2 separate regions of the Homo sapiens genome follow, and region 1 is linked to region 2. A link is a loop called in an ENCODE intact Hi-C map of the cell type or tissue named here. Cell type or tissue: chondrocyte. All regions are shown on one strand.

Evidence for each region. Peaks named below come from ENCODE experiments on the same cell type or tissue, not always from the same donor. Only the 100,000 strongest peaks of a DNase experiment are listed, where the experiment ranks them.
Region 1: a loop joins it to region 2, with 7 times the contacts of the local background. A loop is called at or near these places in 75 of 110 quality-filtered maps.

Annotation. Positions count from the first base shown.
Region 1 is chr7:32,207,108-32,215,107 of GRCh38, reverse strand. It overlaps a transcript of PDE1C not described here. Among named protein-coding and RNA genes, the nearest start is that of PDE1C, 140 kb to the right of the region's middle. In chondrocyte, CTCF peaks have their summits at 4,035, 4,247 (motif pointing left), 7,707 and 7,908; no DNase peak of the experiment used is centred here.
Region 2 is chr7:32,353,492-32,361,491 of GRCh38, reverse strand. It overlaps a transcript of PDE1C not described here. Among named protein-coding and RNA genes, the nearest start is that of LSM5, 130 kb to the left of the region's middle. In chondrocyte, a CTCF peak has its summit at 3,762 (motif pointing right); no DNase peak of the experiment used is centred here.

The DNA.
Region 1 (8,000 bases), 150 kb after region 2:
GGTTCTGTGGCCCAGGGGTTGGGGACCCCTGGTTTACAACCTAGGGTCCTGTCCTCACTTGCAGGGATTCTGACCCAGTGGATCTGCCACAGGACCAAGGAACCTGCATCATCATCATCATCATCATCATCAAGTCACTTCCCTAGCTGATCACACTTGGATAAACCCAGATTGACAGGCACAGTTTGCCTCCCTTACTTGCTTGTATGTCCAGGTTGGGTGGAATCCATTGTTGCAACCCTCCTTGAGTCTAGTTCACTGCCCAGCGCCCAGGTGGTGCTCAATCCACATATGCTGAAGGATAGAGGCAATGTGAGGTGAATCCTTTTATAAAGAACCGTTTACAATGCAAAGAGTTGCCCACTAATAGGTCTCCATAGTTAGGTTTGCATCTTAATGGTTGAAGTTTTCTTAAAGCAGAGATATACCTCGCTCGATTCAGGATTTTGACAAAGCAACAGCATCCTGAAAAGAAGAAGTGAATAGGGGTAATTATTTTTGAAGGAATCAAAGCCATGTCCTCCTGCCTTTGGTAAAGATGTACGGAGTTGCACCATTTATTAGTGCTTCTCAACTTCGGCTGCTCACTGGGATCAGGGGCTTAAAAAACACTGATGCTTGAGTCCTACCCCTAGAGGCCCTGTGTAATTGGTCTGGGGTGTGGTCTGGGCATCAATATTTTGTAACATTCCCTAGGTGATTCCAATGTGTGTCCAGGGCTGGAAACCACTGACCTAAAATGTGTGGGATCCCTGGAGAGAGGGGTAAGAGATGCATTTCTTGAGTCTTACAAGGAGCCCTCTTGGACTAGAGATGGCAGGTGCCTTGAATTCTGTGATCCAGGACTACCCTTAAATCAGAATCTAAAACATATTTTATATATATATATACATGTTTTTTACATATATACTTGTGTATAAAATGTATATATGTGTCCGTGTATGTATAAAAATAGTATAAACATTTATACCTGTGTATGTATAAAAAGTTTTTTACATACACACATATACATACACATGTACATATATATACAAACATATCCAAAATAATATGTATATTTTGAAAGAGAGCAATAGCCAATTGTTTTATACCCTCTAATAAAAACATTTTTTCCTGATTATCATAAACTATTGAGTTTATGCAGAAAAGTATTTCAAAAGTTACAGATTTTCTCAAATGCCACCACACAGGAGAAATAACTGTTAATATATCTGGTGACCACACTTCTACTCATCCCTCTGTGCCTATATACACATGTAGCCTAGACACGCAACTGAACGTCAATAGAATCCTTATGCATTCTGAACTAGAATCTGTGTTTTGTGAGCAGTATGGCATAGATAACTTTCCATAAACCTACATAATCATTCTTATAAGATCTCACCACATTTAAGCTCTAATTGCACCTGATAAACGGAACATCTACTGTATTGTGAAAGCTTGCTGTATACTTTTAAACATGCAAGGCAAGCAGCAGTGTTTGAGGGCTCCTGTGCCAGTGGAGAAGCCTGGGTGTGTCCGAACAGGCCTGCAGCGTGCTGTTGGACTGTCACACGCATCTGGGCAGTTGTGCACTGGGGACAGAAGGGCTTGACGAGCCGGGCGACAGCACTTTTTGTAGTGCTAGCATCTGTTGAATTTTAGTTTCAGTCTTTAAGCCCTTTAAGAGGTTCTGTTTTCACCTGCCTTCTAGACCATGCAGAGTGTATAGTCCAACAATAGTCAGCATAGAGTTGCATTCTGAATATCCAGGAGGCAGAGCCACCGAGGGACCATCTCAGTGTTGATCCATGGCTGTCATGTGGGACGGGGGCCTTGTGTTCCAATCGCCCCAGTAATTTGAAGGAAGCCAGTAATATGTATTTCTATTTGAAATCTCTTGGTTTTTAAATGTGGGCTGACAATTGTTTAAAAATTGAAAGCATAGTGAGACCAAACAAAACACACCTGGGGCTTCCTATAGTCATCTGGAAGGCAGTCTGAGATGTCTGGTCTACTAAGCTGTTTGTGGCATTCAGTCTACTTGAGTTCCAAAAATATTGACTGAATGCATAGTCACTGTACAAAAGAATGGAAATTACAATGATAAAAAGTGATGATCCTTGCCTTGGGTGGGGTAGCTTTTATGATCCCCAGACCAGCACCCACCATATCACCTGGGAGCTTGTCAGACATGTAAATTCTTGGGCCTCACACCAGATGCATCAAATTAGAAACTGTATTCTAAGAAACCTGCTCGGTGGTTCTGATGCCTGCTGAAGTTTGAGAACAACAGGCAGGTGTGGGAAGGGGAGTTACGCATATGGGCAAAGATCTGGGGGATGGAGAAGGTGGGGTGTGAGGCGAGGAGGCTTTTCAGAAGTGAATGGCTCCACCTGGATCTTAAAGGATGAGTAAGGAGTTGGCCAGGTGAAGATGAGGGAGGAGTACACCAAGGCTAGCAGGCAGCAGGAGCCAGAGCCAGGCAGGAAGAGTGTGTGAAGGGCGTGTGTGGGATTGTCCATCTAGCGCATGTGACCGAGTGCTGGAGTATGCTCTGGGAAATGAGGTGGGAGAATAAGTTGGTGCAGGTGAGCTGGATTGTGTTCTGTAGGGGCTACAGCATCACGGGAGACCCTCTAGTAGTGGAGTGTGGCATTGGGTATGTTTGTAGGGAAATCACGCTGGTGGCGAGGTTCAAATTCCTTCTGGATAGAGGAAACTCTCCTGGTGTCCCACTGGTCTGGATCCTGATTCTTGCCTTTCCTGGCGTGACTTGGATCTGGGTCAGCAATTCCCATCCTTGGATAGGGTGGTGGGCAGGGAGGGCCCGGCTGAGTGAAGATGTGGCTATTGCTGCGTGTGAAATAGTGACATTGGTGTCTCTGTTCTTTTATTCTTGGAGGAATGTGCACACTCTTGGAGAATGTGCACACTCCAAGCTGAGCATTTAGGTGGTTGCCTGTGTTCTCAGCAATTGCAATGGTCTTTGTAATCCCATTTTAAAATGTCATTTTAAAGTTTCTGCAGCAAAGGTTTTGGTAAAACCCTGGATCTATTTCTTTTTCTTTTTTCTTTCTTTCTTTTTTTTTTTTTTTTTTTTGAGATAGGTTCTCGTTCTGTTGCCCAGGCTGGAGTGCAGTGGTTTGATCACAGCTCACTGCAGCCTCAACCTCCTGGGCTCAAGTGATCCTTCTGCTGCAGCTTCCCGAGTAGCTGGCATTACAGGCATGCTCCACCACACCCGGCTAAGTTGTTAAAACTTTTTTTGTGGAGACAGGGTCTCACTATGTTGCCCAGGCTGGTCTCAAACTCGGGAGCTCAAGTGTTCCTCCTGCCTCAGCCTCCCACAGTGCCGGGATTACAGGTGTGAGCCACTATGCCCCACCCAGCTCTATTTCTTTCTTCAGACATTTGCGGTGTCTAAATGGAAGAAATAAGTTGAACTCAAGGCCATGGAAATTCATGTCTATACCTAACTGGGACTCATTTGTTCTTCCTCCGTCCCTCCCTCCCCTCTCTCTTTTCTTACCCCCCCCTTTTTTTTTATTATAAGATAACTTTGGTTATAGACAACTCTTGAGAGCTTTCCAAGTGCTCATAAGATTTTTTTAATACTTAGCTATGATAACATCCAAATTTTCCTGATGTGAGGATATGCAGTTGTGGTTAAAGACTTCTACTGAGATAGTTGACCATTGTTCTGAAATACTTTGGATGTAGCTCTGAGTGGAGGCAGGAATATGAATGTGAATTATTTATATTCATGTGGTGGTTCTACAAAACATTTTAGAAGACAGCAAGAATAGCCATTGTTCTTAGAACTTCTAGATCTTTTTTTTGAAATGGAAATCTTTTCTTTTAAAATGTATTTGGTGCAGAGTGTAGTAATTATTTAATTTCTTTCTTTTTATTTTTTGAGATAGAGTTTCGCTTTTGTCTCCCAGGCAGGAGTGTAGTGGCACAATCTCGACTCACTGCAACTTCCACCTCCCAGGTTCAATTGATTCTCCTGCCTCAGCCTCCCGAGTAGCTGGGATTACAGGCGCCCACCACCACGCCCGGCTAATTTTTCGTATTTTTAGTAGAGATGGGGTTTCACCATCTTGGGCAGGCTGGTCTCCTGACCTCGTGACCCGACCGCCTCGACCTCCCAAAGTGCCGGACTACAGGCGTGAGCCACCCGCGCCAGGCCCATTTCTTTCTTTTTTTGAAATGCTGCGGTGTGACAGACGATGGGAGCTGGATGAATTATTGCCTCCCCCTGCTGGTCATTTTTATATAACATCTTATATATAGTAATATATAGTAAGAGTGCAGATGATAAAGCAAAGCTAATACCCAGAAAAACAAAAGATACTAAGATGTAATTTATTAATTTTTAAAAATTGCCCAAATTAGTAATAGACAAATTGCCCAAATTAGTAATTGGCCTTATTAGTAATAGAGTGTAGATGGTGAGGCAAAGCTAATGCCAGAAAAACAAAATATACTGAGATGGAATCCATTAATTTTTAAAAAATTGCTCAAATGCAGTAAATTTTAAAATACTTACCTTTGTGAGAGGGTGGAATAAATTTTTCGACTTCTTTCATTCTTTGTAAAACGATATAATAAGTTTAGAAAGTAGTTACTGTATTGGTTTTGTCCTTTTGCTGCAACTTCTCATACATTCATGATGACGTTAGCAATCTCCTTTATTCTGTTGATGCATTGAATGCTTTTTTCTCAGCTAGAATGAACAGGTGTTTCTTGTTGATTGCTTTAGGCATTTATCCAAGTAGATCACAAATACCCATGTCTGTCTGCTATGTATACATACAACAACCAAGGTATAATGTTTATGGGCATGAAACATGGTATTTAAAATGAGTGAAACCTGTGTTTCCCCTTAACAACCAATCTCTTTTACCCAATACAATGGGTTCATAAGTTATAAGGGACATTAAATATGACTCTATCCAATGATAAGTTATATGGAGACTTTTCGTAGGAGGTAGCCTGCCCTGCTGAGAAGCTTTAGGGGTAAGGTTTCTAGGGCAGTTTTCTGAACAATTCTATTAATGAACTTCCCTGTTTGTTAGCATCTAAATTTAATATCTTTCTGAACATAAAGCCAGCTTTTTATTTATCTTCCGAAATTCCTGCCTCAGCTTTGCCCCTATGGATCCTAGGAAACCAGATTCATTTCGATGCTTGGGGTGCATTTGCATGTTGACAGACAGCACTGTTAGAGGACTCTTGGGGCCAAAGGACGTCCACTAGCTTGGAAGCTGGTGTGTGTGCCTCTTACTAAGTGGATGTAAGCCAATTAACTTCTTTAGGCCTACTAAACTGGATGTTGTTGAGATCCTCTCTAGCTTCATCCAAATATTCTAATCAAAATGATTGAGACATTTGACTTCATTTAGGTGTTGAGGGCAGCCTTGGAAATACAGACACGGAGGGAGTAAAGTTGCTTTTATTCACTTACAAAGACTCTTAAATACAGCCCGATGTCAAAGCATCCAGGGGATTGGCTGTATTGGGGCATATTTGGTGGACACATTGCTTTATTTATTTAAATTGCATCCTCTTTTTTTTTTCTAGTTGCAAATGAAGCTGGAGACAAGAATGCCAGACCACTGGCCCGCTTCTCTCGTGAGTAAATCTTGTTTCACTCCTTTCCTGGTCTCCATCAGAAAATGTTCTCCAGAGATCTTTCCCCCATGCGGTATAGCTCTTCAATTCTGTCAGGTGTTAATAAAATAGTAATGCAGGAAATATCATCTGGTTAACATCCCACTTGAGCCCAGGCTGGTGAGCTACTCATTGCTACTGCCTTTTCAATCCTTAGAACTGTGGTTTCCAAATTGTGCTCTAAGCCTTTGCTATTCCAAGTATGGTCCTCAGAGCAGCAGAATCGACATCACCTGGGGGCTTTTTAGAACCATGAAGCCTCAGTCCCCCGACCACCCCTTCAGACCTATTGAGTCAGAATTTGTATTTTAACACATTTACAGGGGATGCCTGTTCACATTAGAGTTTGAGAAGTGCTGTGCTAGGACTATCCTTTCAATCTTTCAATGAATGTTTTATGAAGATAAAGTGAGGAGAGGTACGTGAAATGCTTGTAGCTATGAAGGCATCATCACCATTCAAAGTGGACTTATGGACTAACTCCACTGGCTTTTCCTCAGTTTGGTGACACTTTGAAGCTTAGATGGATTGAATGGGTTTCCTTAGGCATTGGGGATATTCCTAGGGCTGTGGTTAGGCCATGGGGCTTCCCTTGACTCCTTTGTCTCCAGGTCTTGATCCCTATGAGTAGGAGTCTAAAGCCTCTCAATGGTTTCTGTACCAGTGTGATCAGCAAATTATCCCGCAAGTTAATGCACTTCCTGGAACGAAAACCTGGATTCCAAAGAAGGGGGGGGAAAATACTAGAGACGGATGAGGGTGGAGTGGAGACGCTCCCCAAACCCACTATGCACCAGGTGGAGAAATCGTACAACTGTAAATAGAAACGGATTTATCACTGCCTCACTGGCTTTCACTAAAAGTAATTTCACTCACACTATCTGGGCCTCTGTCTTCGCACCTGGAAAATGTTCAAAATTGGACATTGTTACATTAATTTTTTTTTTTTTGCCTTCCTAAAAGTCACCTCATCGTTCCCTCTCTAGTATTGACTACAAAAAGACTTAGTAGCTGACGTGCCATCTGACTTTTTTCCAGGTCAGTCAAAAATGTTGCTGTCTTTTGAAATTGTGGCCAGGGAGGAACTCTATAAATCCCTAGTCACTGCATTCCTCATGCAGGGTTGACTAGGTCTGAGTGTGGACAGTGCCATAGTAAATCTTATTACATAAAGCTGAAAGTATAATTTCTCTATTTACAGGCTTCTTCTAAACTCTGCCTCCCAGCTCTTTTTGGAAGGCTTTGAAACGTTGGGATTGATTTCCTAGAAATGATTTTTATAGAACTGTAATAATGTACGATAATGAAAGAGCATGAAGTGCTCATATTTTAGAAATTGTGTAATAAAACACTCGCTTCTCATGAGCCCCATTCCTCACTGCCCTCCTACCTGGAATCATTATTTGCAAAATAGATATTTCATCCCACAGCTCAACGAGGTTGAAGAATATGCTTTTATCCCATTTTTTTCTTCATCTCCTGAGCAGTTGTCAGGCAAATAAATAAGCATGAATCGTGACCCAACCACGCTGTGAGGGCTGTGCTGGGTGCCCCTTCCCCCATGGGAGTCCCAGAGGCTCACTACAAGACAGACGAAGGTTGGGGGGAGGGCGGTCCTTGCATGAGAGTTGAGGCAATTTGTCCCTTCACAGAGAAAGGAAGGTAACTTCTTGTGTGAACTTCTCAACTGTATGACTGGGTTGAAAGGATGATGTGTCTTCAAAGCTTATTATCTTGAGACAGGTGAGGACATGATGAACACGTATCTGTGTAGGAAAAAGTAATTAGTGGCAAACCAGTTAGGTTGGACTGATACAGGGAAAAAAAAGGAGAACGAAAAAGCTCCTGAGTTAATTGCCATACTCCGGAAAAAGTCAGATGGCACGTGAGCTACTAAGTCCTTTTGTAGTCTAGAGAGGGAAAGATTAGATGACTTTTAGGAAGGCAAAAAAATTATTTTTAATGTAGCAATGTCCGATTGATGCTTACTTCACTTTACCACCTTGAAACTGACCTTCATTGTGTGGTGTGAATGAAGAGTTCAGTTTGGGAAGATTGGGAGGATTCGGATGATAAGTTTTTTTTTTTTTTTTTGAGACTGGAAGATGAAGTACTGCAACATTCTCTAATTTTTGCGTCCAACAAGACAGCCTTGACAGTGTGCGTTGCCCAGTACGGAATCAGGCACGACGGGGATTGGCGGGGGCGGGTGGCCAGAGCCTGTGCTGTGATGGCTGGACCCTCTAGAGGTCAGCAGAGATCTGGGAGTGGGGACTTGGGAAGGGCTGCTTCTGGTGGTGGATGCTGTGGAGTTAGTCCTGTGAGACTCTGGATCTACCAGG
Region 2 (8,000 bases):
TATTGCTTAAAAAATTCAGCCACCTAGCAAATGTAATAAAGAAGGATTGCTGTACTCATAAACCATCCAAAAAACAGCTACCCAACCAGAGCATTCTAATTAGCAAAGATGACATATAATCCTGCTGCTTTGGGTGTGGTTCTACAGACAGGGATGAAGGGGCTGGGATTCTAAATGCTGTCTCCAGCATCTCATGGATTAGACATCTTAGGGCATCCTGCCTTTGCACCTACCGTGAAAGACTGCAGATAGGACCTGGAGGCAGAACTCAGCTGGATGCCTGCTTGAGCTCCTACTACCTGTGAGAACCTGCGCAGTTGGCTTCACCCCAGCTTCCCCAACTGTACAAAGCTATGAGTACTGAATGAGGCCTCGGGTGTGAAGGTGCCCTGCATGGTGTCTCACACTTAATAGTTGTGTGTTAAATAAGTCCCTTCTTTTCGCTCCCCATCCTCCCCTTTCCTCCATGCCTGTAAAATAGGATAGAGCTAATACCTCCTTCCTACGATTGTTTTTAAGATTAAATGAATTCGTACCCATAAAGCTCTTCAACCGTGCCTAGCATACAGTAAGTGCTCACTTAGTGTTAGCTGCTGCTGTTGTTGTTATTATTAGGTCACCTCATGGGTTTCTATTGCCTTTGTCTTCATATTTTCCGATCCCAAGTCTTTGAGTTTAGACAGGGAAATTTTATGTCTTCAGAGAGCAGAAGCAAATATACTTTTCTTTCTATCTCCTAAAGGATTTCCTCAAGACCAGCCTCATAATCTGCTGGGCTCAGTGCATGATGAAAATGCAGGGCCCCTTGTTTGTAAATTAGTACAAATTTCAAAATGGGGTCAGAACAGCATCAAAACCAAGTGTGGTCCCTTTTGAGAGTGGAGCCCTGTGCCATCCCACCTGTTACACCCCATGAAGCTGGCCCCAGGTTTCTCCTCCTCCTCCAAAGCTTTGGCTTTACAGCATCTGAATGGACAAGAACCAGAGCAGCGCTGCACACTCTCCACCGCTTCCCTTTGAAGTCAGATCACACAGGTTCACAAAATGAGAAAGACCTCTGCCTTGAGGCAAAGGAGGAAAAAGTGATACTGCCCTCACTTGTGTTTTGTCCTCTCACAACCACTGGATATCTCTCACTACCATCTTTGATAATGGTAACCATGACAACAGATAGGAGTGGAGGGCTTGCTTTAGGTCTCTCATCTTACTAATCATGTTTTGCTCCCAGACACTTTATAGATCGCAAAGACAATTAACGTTTCATGGTAAGCATAGATGTCCCATTCATTGTTTCTTTTCATTCCAGATTGGTCAGCCCCCATGTCCCGTGATCAGGAGAGTGAGTTGAGAGTTGGTCTCTGCCCTCTAAGTGGTGGCCACTGAATACCAAGGGAGAGTCTGGCCTTTGCTGGGCTCGGTGTGGAATTCAGAGTCAGGGAAGATATCGTCCTTATTCTCCCAGAAATCTGCAATCAAGTATGGTGGCCATACTTGGTTTAAAATAAATGCAAATGTAGCCCATCTGTAATTATAGGAGGAGTCAATGGAGGAATGGATGTGCTTGGGTGGGTGCATTGGAGACTTCCTGGATGGGGTGGCATTTGAGTTGATCTTGAAGAATGGATGAGATTTGGATGGGTGCTGGGGAGGAAGGAAGGCATTTCAGGTGGAGGAACTGCATGAGCAAAGGCTCTTCCATGAGAATGGAACAGTTGTGCTGGGAACAGTGAGGAAATTGAGCCGAATGGAGTAGAAGAGACCACAATGATTTGGGTCAAAAAATAAGACAGCCTCTTACATTTATACAATTTATATTTAAATAAGGTAAAAAGAATGATCATTTATAGAAACACAATAAAACATAGTGATTAAGAGTGCAAGCTTTGGAGCTGGATTCATGCGTGCATGTGTTTATTCACTCAATAAATGTTAACCGAGCACTTACTATGTGTGCTAGGCACTCTTGTAGGTATTGGAGACATAGAGGCAACAAGGCAGGCAAAGTCTCCTGCCTTCAGGATTTACAATTTAGTGGGAAAGATAGATGATGAATAAAATAAATGAGTCATATACATATACATATACATATATTCACATATAATATACACATACATACCGTTAAGGAGAACGAGAGCCAGACAGTAAAGTACTAAACACAGATTTTATTTAGAAATTATTGCAATAGGGGAAAAGACACCTCAGTATTGAACTGAGCTCAATTCTGAATACAACATGGAAAAACGGGGATTTATAACCAAGGAGCAGGGTTCGGGGAAAGGGAGGTGGTCGGAGGATGAAAAGTTACTAGGAAGAGACATCAAGGGTAGAGAAATTCTTGCTAAACTGACTTAACTGGATTTTTGCTGAAGGCAGGTGAAAAGCTTATATACCAAAGGTGGGGGATGAGGAATTTGATCATATATCAAGGGCGTCAGATATCAAGGGTGGGGATTCTCACTAAACCACTTTAGCAGGATTCGATGCAGGCCCAGCAAGGACAGGAGCCAAGGTCAAGGCCTAGCTGAGAAGAGAGCTCAGAAGAGCCTAAGTAAAGTTTGGTTGAAGAGAGACTGTTACACACACACACACACACAGACACACACACACACAATGTTAGATGATGAGATGATGAGGTATGCTATGGAGAAGAATAAAGCAGGAGAGGGAGATATGGAATGCTGGATCGAAATCCCCACTTTGCTATTTGCCAACTATATGATCCTGAGCAAATTACTTACCTTTCCTGTGTCTCAATTTCCTCACCTGTAAAATGGGAACAATAGTAAGTTCTCATTCATAGAACGGTGAAGACTACAACACTCCCTGCACCCAGTAGTGCTCAATGACTGTTGGTTGTGCTGCATGTGCCCAGCTCTCTTCCTGACTCTGGGGATGCAGAGTTATCCATGCAGGCTCAAGACAGTCTCTGCCCCACTTTCCACACCCCCACTTGCCCGCTGTCTAGTCTCTTTACAGAGCTCAGCAGAGTTCTTTATAGAGCTCTGATTCGATCCTTACCACAACCTGTGAAGGAGCTGTGGTCTATATTATCAACTCCTCTTGCCAATGAACACACTGCAGCTTGAGAGGGGCTGCTGTTTGAGTCTAATTATATTGTGCTGCTATTTGGCATATTTAGAATTATTTGTTTCCAATTCCCATTCCTTCTGTCTTTTGAAGTCAACATTAAGTTCCGAAGAACAAACATGCCTGTCGGGGTTGCAGAAGGAAAGATACTCTTGTGTTTGGCAAGCTTGTTCTGGAGGGCATGGGCAAAGTCTTGTTTTGGTTTGGGAATATTTGTTAGGTTGTGGACCTGTAATGAACAGATTTTGACAGACACTGCGTGGGAAGGGGAGGAGGAAAACAGAAAGCCAAACATAATAGAAGATAACACAGTGCTGGGAGCAGTGCCGGGCACTTTCTCTTAGGAGACAGTGTAGCTCTCCGGTCCAGAGCATAAGGTCAGCAGGCCTCTGCTGGGGTCACTGCCTGCCCCATGGAAGTGCCCCTGCAAATTGGAAAACTTTAGAATTGCAAATTAGATGTAAGACACAAACTCATGAACACTTTGAGTCTCCAGATGAAGCTGGACACTTCTGAGATCTTGGGCCTAAAGATGCAGATCCTCCCCACTGAGCAGGATCTAAACCCCAGGAAAATGCCAGCTGATGTCTACCTGATAGCTTGGAAGGGCCATTGATAGGTTGCAGGCTCCAGTGATTTACGTGTTACCACAGTGAAGGCATGTACTCACCAGATGGCACTATAGATAAAGAAATGCTGGTGTTAGGTCCTGAAAATCATCTCCAGGTAGGGAAACAGAACGGGGGCTTGTTACAGTGAGTTTGAGGGATCTGCTGATTTCACAACTTTCCCCCTGAGCTGGGCACCCGGTTTAGCCCGCCTAATTCTATTTGAATACCCACTTTCTAAGCCTTTCTCAACATTTTAGTTCCTCCAAAGTCCATTAGTTGAGTTTCCTGTTAAAATGGTTCCATTCTGAAACTAGTGCTCAGAGCAAAGAACAGAAAGAAGACAGAACTTATTTTAAAAAGGTGGCTGAAATTTAAATTCAAATGTGTTTTATTTTATATTTTCTCTGAATTGCACACTGTTCAGCCACAACACAGTCACTTAAAGGTTTTTTTTTTGTGTGTGATGGAATCTCGCTCTGTTGCCCAGGTTGGAGTGCAGTGGTGCGATCTCTGCTCACTGCAAGCTCCACCTCCCAGGTTCATGCCATTCTCCTGCCTCAGCCTCCCAAGTAGCTGGGACTACAGGCACCTGCCACCATGCCCGGCTAATTTTTTTTGTATTTTTATTAGAGACGGGGTTTCACAGTGTTTGCCAGGATGGTCTCAATATCCTGACCTCGTGATCCACCCGCCTGGCCTCCCAAAGTGCTGGGATTACAGGCATGAGCCACTGAGCCCGGCCTAAAGTTTTTATACACAAATGATATGCTCAGAAGTGAAGACAGGCTTTTTCCAGATTAGGAAGGATGTGGTGTGTGTAGATCTTGGCAAAAAATAAGTGGCATTCATCTAGCATGTCCCCTCGAGGAGTCTTCATCTGGTGCACATGCACTGTACTCTCGCTTTTCAAACCCGGGGATGAATTTCACTCTCTTAGCTATGGAAATCAGCCTGGAATACACTTATTCATAGTTCATTTGTAAAGAAAATGAGTTGTATGTATGAAAAGCACATGCGACTGATTCAATATAAATCTGAAAAATCAAGGCTGGAATAGCAGAAGTAGGTGATTAGGTGACCATGGCATATTAAATAAAATAAACTAACAGACCATCAGCTAATTTGCAGGGGTGAGGAGGCTGATGTTTCCCTTCAAAGGGATTCTTGACAGACTGTCCATGGTACTTCTTTTGTGGCCAGAGGAGCTGGAAGACATTTTATAATTTTCACGATGATTTGTGAATATAATTCTATAATGTGCCCATCTAAATGAGATTCTAAATAATTCAAAACACCTGGGTTAAGGAAACAACTATAATTCACTCAGGGCTCATGTCTTCATGGTCTTGTGTCCACTTTTAACAGCTTTCTAGGCAGCAAGGTTTTGTTTTACTAAGCGAGTATTTCTCTCTTACTGTCATCAAGTCAAGATCATTGTAATTAACAAGGAGCCAACCTTTTTTCTCTTTGCTCTCTGAGTGCATGAGAAACACTATGTTGCTGAAAAAGACATTGTGGGGTCTTTGCCAGTGAACCAGTTTCCTAGATGAAAGCACTTCTGATTTCTTGGGGTTCTAAAACCTGAATGTTGGCTGGAGCCTTGGTGATCCTCTGCTCAGACATTTTATCCCTGTCCTCTACCATATCCCTCATGGATCATCCATCCACTTTCTGATTGAGCTGAGAATTATTTTCCATCTAAAAGTGTTTCTTGGTTTCTCCATTGTCTACTCTGTGCATAGGTTCCCCCTATTGTCCAATTATCTGTCAAGATATTATCAGTAGATTTTCTCTCAATGAGGAACACATCCCAGTGAAATGAAAAATGAGAGCCAAATGGATTATACTTTAACATTTGAGAGTATGATGGGAGAACTTTTGGAAATAAATTTGTATCTTAGCTTAAATGAGAGCTTTGAGAAAATCCATCTACTATATTTATCAAAACTTGCAGCTCCTTCAGAGAGTATGTATTGCATTTTTCATTCAGTCGCCATTTGTTGAGTCCCTTCCTTTCGCCAGGCTCTGGGACAAACCAGGGAGTTGCAAAGATAAATAAGTCATAGTCCCTGTCCCTGGGGAGCTTGGCAGGTGAATAAACAAATAACTATGATATGGCACATTAAAAACTATCTTAGAAATAGGAACAAACTGCTAAGGGAACTTAGAGGAGGGAATGCTGAGAGAGTAGTGCCATTTATGTCGGATCTTGCTAGATCTTGACACATGGGGAGGAATTGATAGGATTTGGGGGGAAGCAGAAACGGAGAAAGATTTGAGGGGATGGTGGGGGACACATTGCAGAAAAGGGAGGGGCACTGTAACACTCCAAGGAGTGTGTGCCACGATGCCTTCTCTTTGGTTTCAGTCAAAACCCTCTCAACCTAGCGAGCTGCTGCAGTGGATGTTTGGAGTGTGCACTGCCCCTCTTGGGCAGGGCTGCGTGTTTTCTATTTAAGTCTGCATTGAGGGCTAAGGGAGGCTTAGCCTGCTTCTGGACTGAGATGGTCCCAGCCATCTTGCCTTCCCATAGAATCAGAAGCTCAGAGCTCCCCTTATTAACTGCCAGGGCAGCTTTCATGTTCGCGGAGATTGACTTTCACACTTGGGACTCCCTTTACTTGAGCCAGCTCTGGCTTTCTGCACTGCTTTGTGGGTGAAGGAGCTGTGGTTAGTTACCTGGGACCCTTCTAGGGCTTTAAGAGCTTTGGGGTGTTGAGAGAGTGAGAAAGCCAGGGGTTGGTTCCTGCCAGGGATGAGAGCTCCTGACTCTGAGAGAAGCGACCAGGTGCCAAGCTCTGAAACAAGACGAAGTCCTCCAGAGAGGGAAACTCCAATGGCCACTGAAATCAGAATTGCCTTTGCAAAGAAGATTTGGAATGTAAAAAGAAAAAGCTTAAAGAGTCATCAGGGCCCTTAGGCCTTAGAGAGATCTTCTGGCCCAGGGATAGCAAGTGTTTCATCTTTTGTACTGACTCTCACTGAATGCTGATAATTGTCTGGAAGGCTGGGTTGAGGAGGCTTCTGCACAAATGAGGAAGTTGTGTGTGAGACCAAATTACACATGAGTGGCAATGACTGAGTGAGGATCCATATCTCTCAATTCCTAGGCAGAACTCTGGGACAGGTTGTGTGGCCCTCCCAAACTCATGAGCTTGGGCTCTTCCCCTGCAAGGATTTTTACAAACTTTTTTTTAAACAAGGTATCATTCTGTCACCTAGGGTGGAGTGCAGTGGTGAGATCACAGCTCATTGCAGTCTCGGCCTCCTAAGTAGCTGGGAGTACAGGTATGCATCACCATGCTCAGTTAATATTAAAAAATTTTTTTGTGTGAGACAGGGTCCCACTATGTTGCTCAGACTGGTCTCAAACTTCTGGCCTCAAGTGATTCTCTTGCTTTGACTTCCTGAAGTACCAAGATTACAGGCATGAGCTACTGCACCTGGCCCAAACTTTTAAAGTTAGAAAACTGCAGAGATCTCTGTGTGTCAACTAGATAATAGCATTCCAACAATTGTGATTGATGAAGGGAAAAAGAGGTTTCTCCACATTTATCACTACTGGCCAAATATCTATATTCATCAAAGCTCAAGGAGTTGGCCTGGCATCTGGTGTATTTTATTCTCCTGAAATAATTTGGCAGTTAAGTTTTTTCTGGGGGTTTTAGATGTCCTAAGACTCTACAAGAATCATAGAATCACGCTTTGGGAGGGATCTTGGAAGTCATAGAGGAGAAAGAAAACAGGCAAATGCAAACGGAATGAATATGCCAAAAGTTCTCCTGTTGTTGTCTGTTGCTCCCTGGACTGGGGCCTTCTCTCAGTGATTTTGGTCCTTTGGGATCCTGGGTTGATTTTCAAGAAGACAATAGTTATCTAACCATGGACCTGAGGAGATTGTATTGATGTCATGATATTCAGTTGGGTACACTGGGAGTGAGGAAGTGGATGTTTTCATTTCAGCTCCCAAATGGATATTTCTAAAATAAGACAAATATGAAAAAGAGAAAAATACCTTCTTCTATATCATTTCATAAACTCCTCCAAGCTCCAGTTCCTCTCATGCAAGAAATTTAAAACAATCTCAAAGACAATACACTCAAATAAATTGCAAGGAAAATAAAAAAGAATGGAGGCAATACCTGTAGACTAAAAAGATTTAAAAATATGTTGGTCAAATGCCATCTGTGCACCATAGTTGGATCCAGAATCTAACAAACTAGAAAAAAAAAAAAAACAAAAACTACAGGCAATACCTGTAGACTAAAAAGACTTAAAAATATATTAGTCAAAATAAAGAAA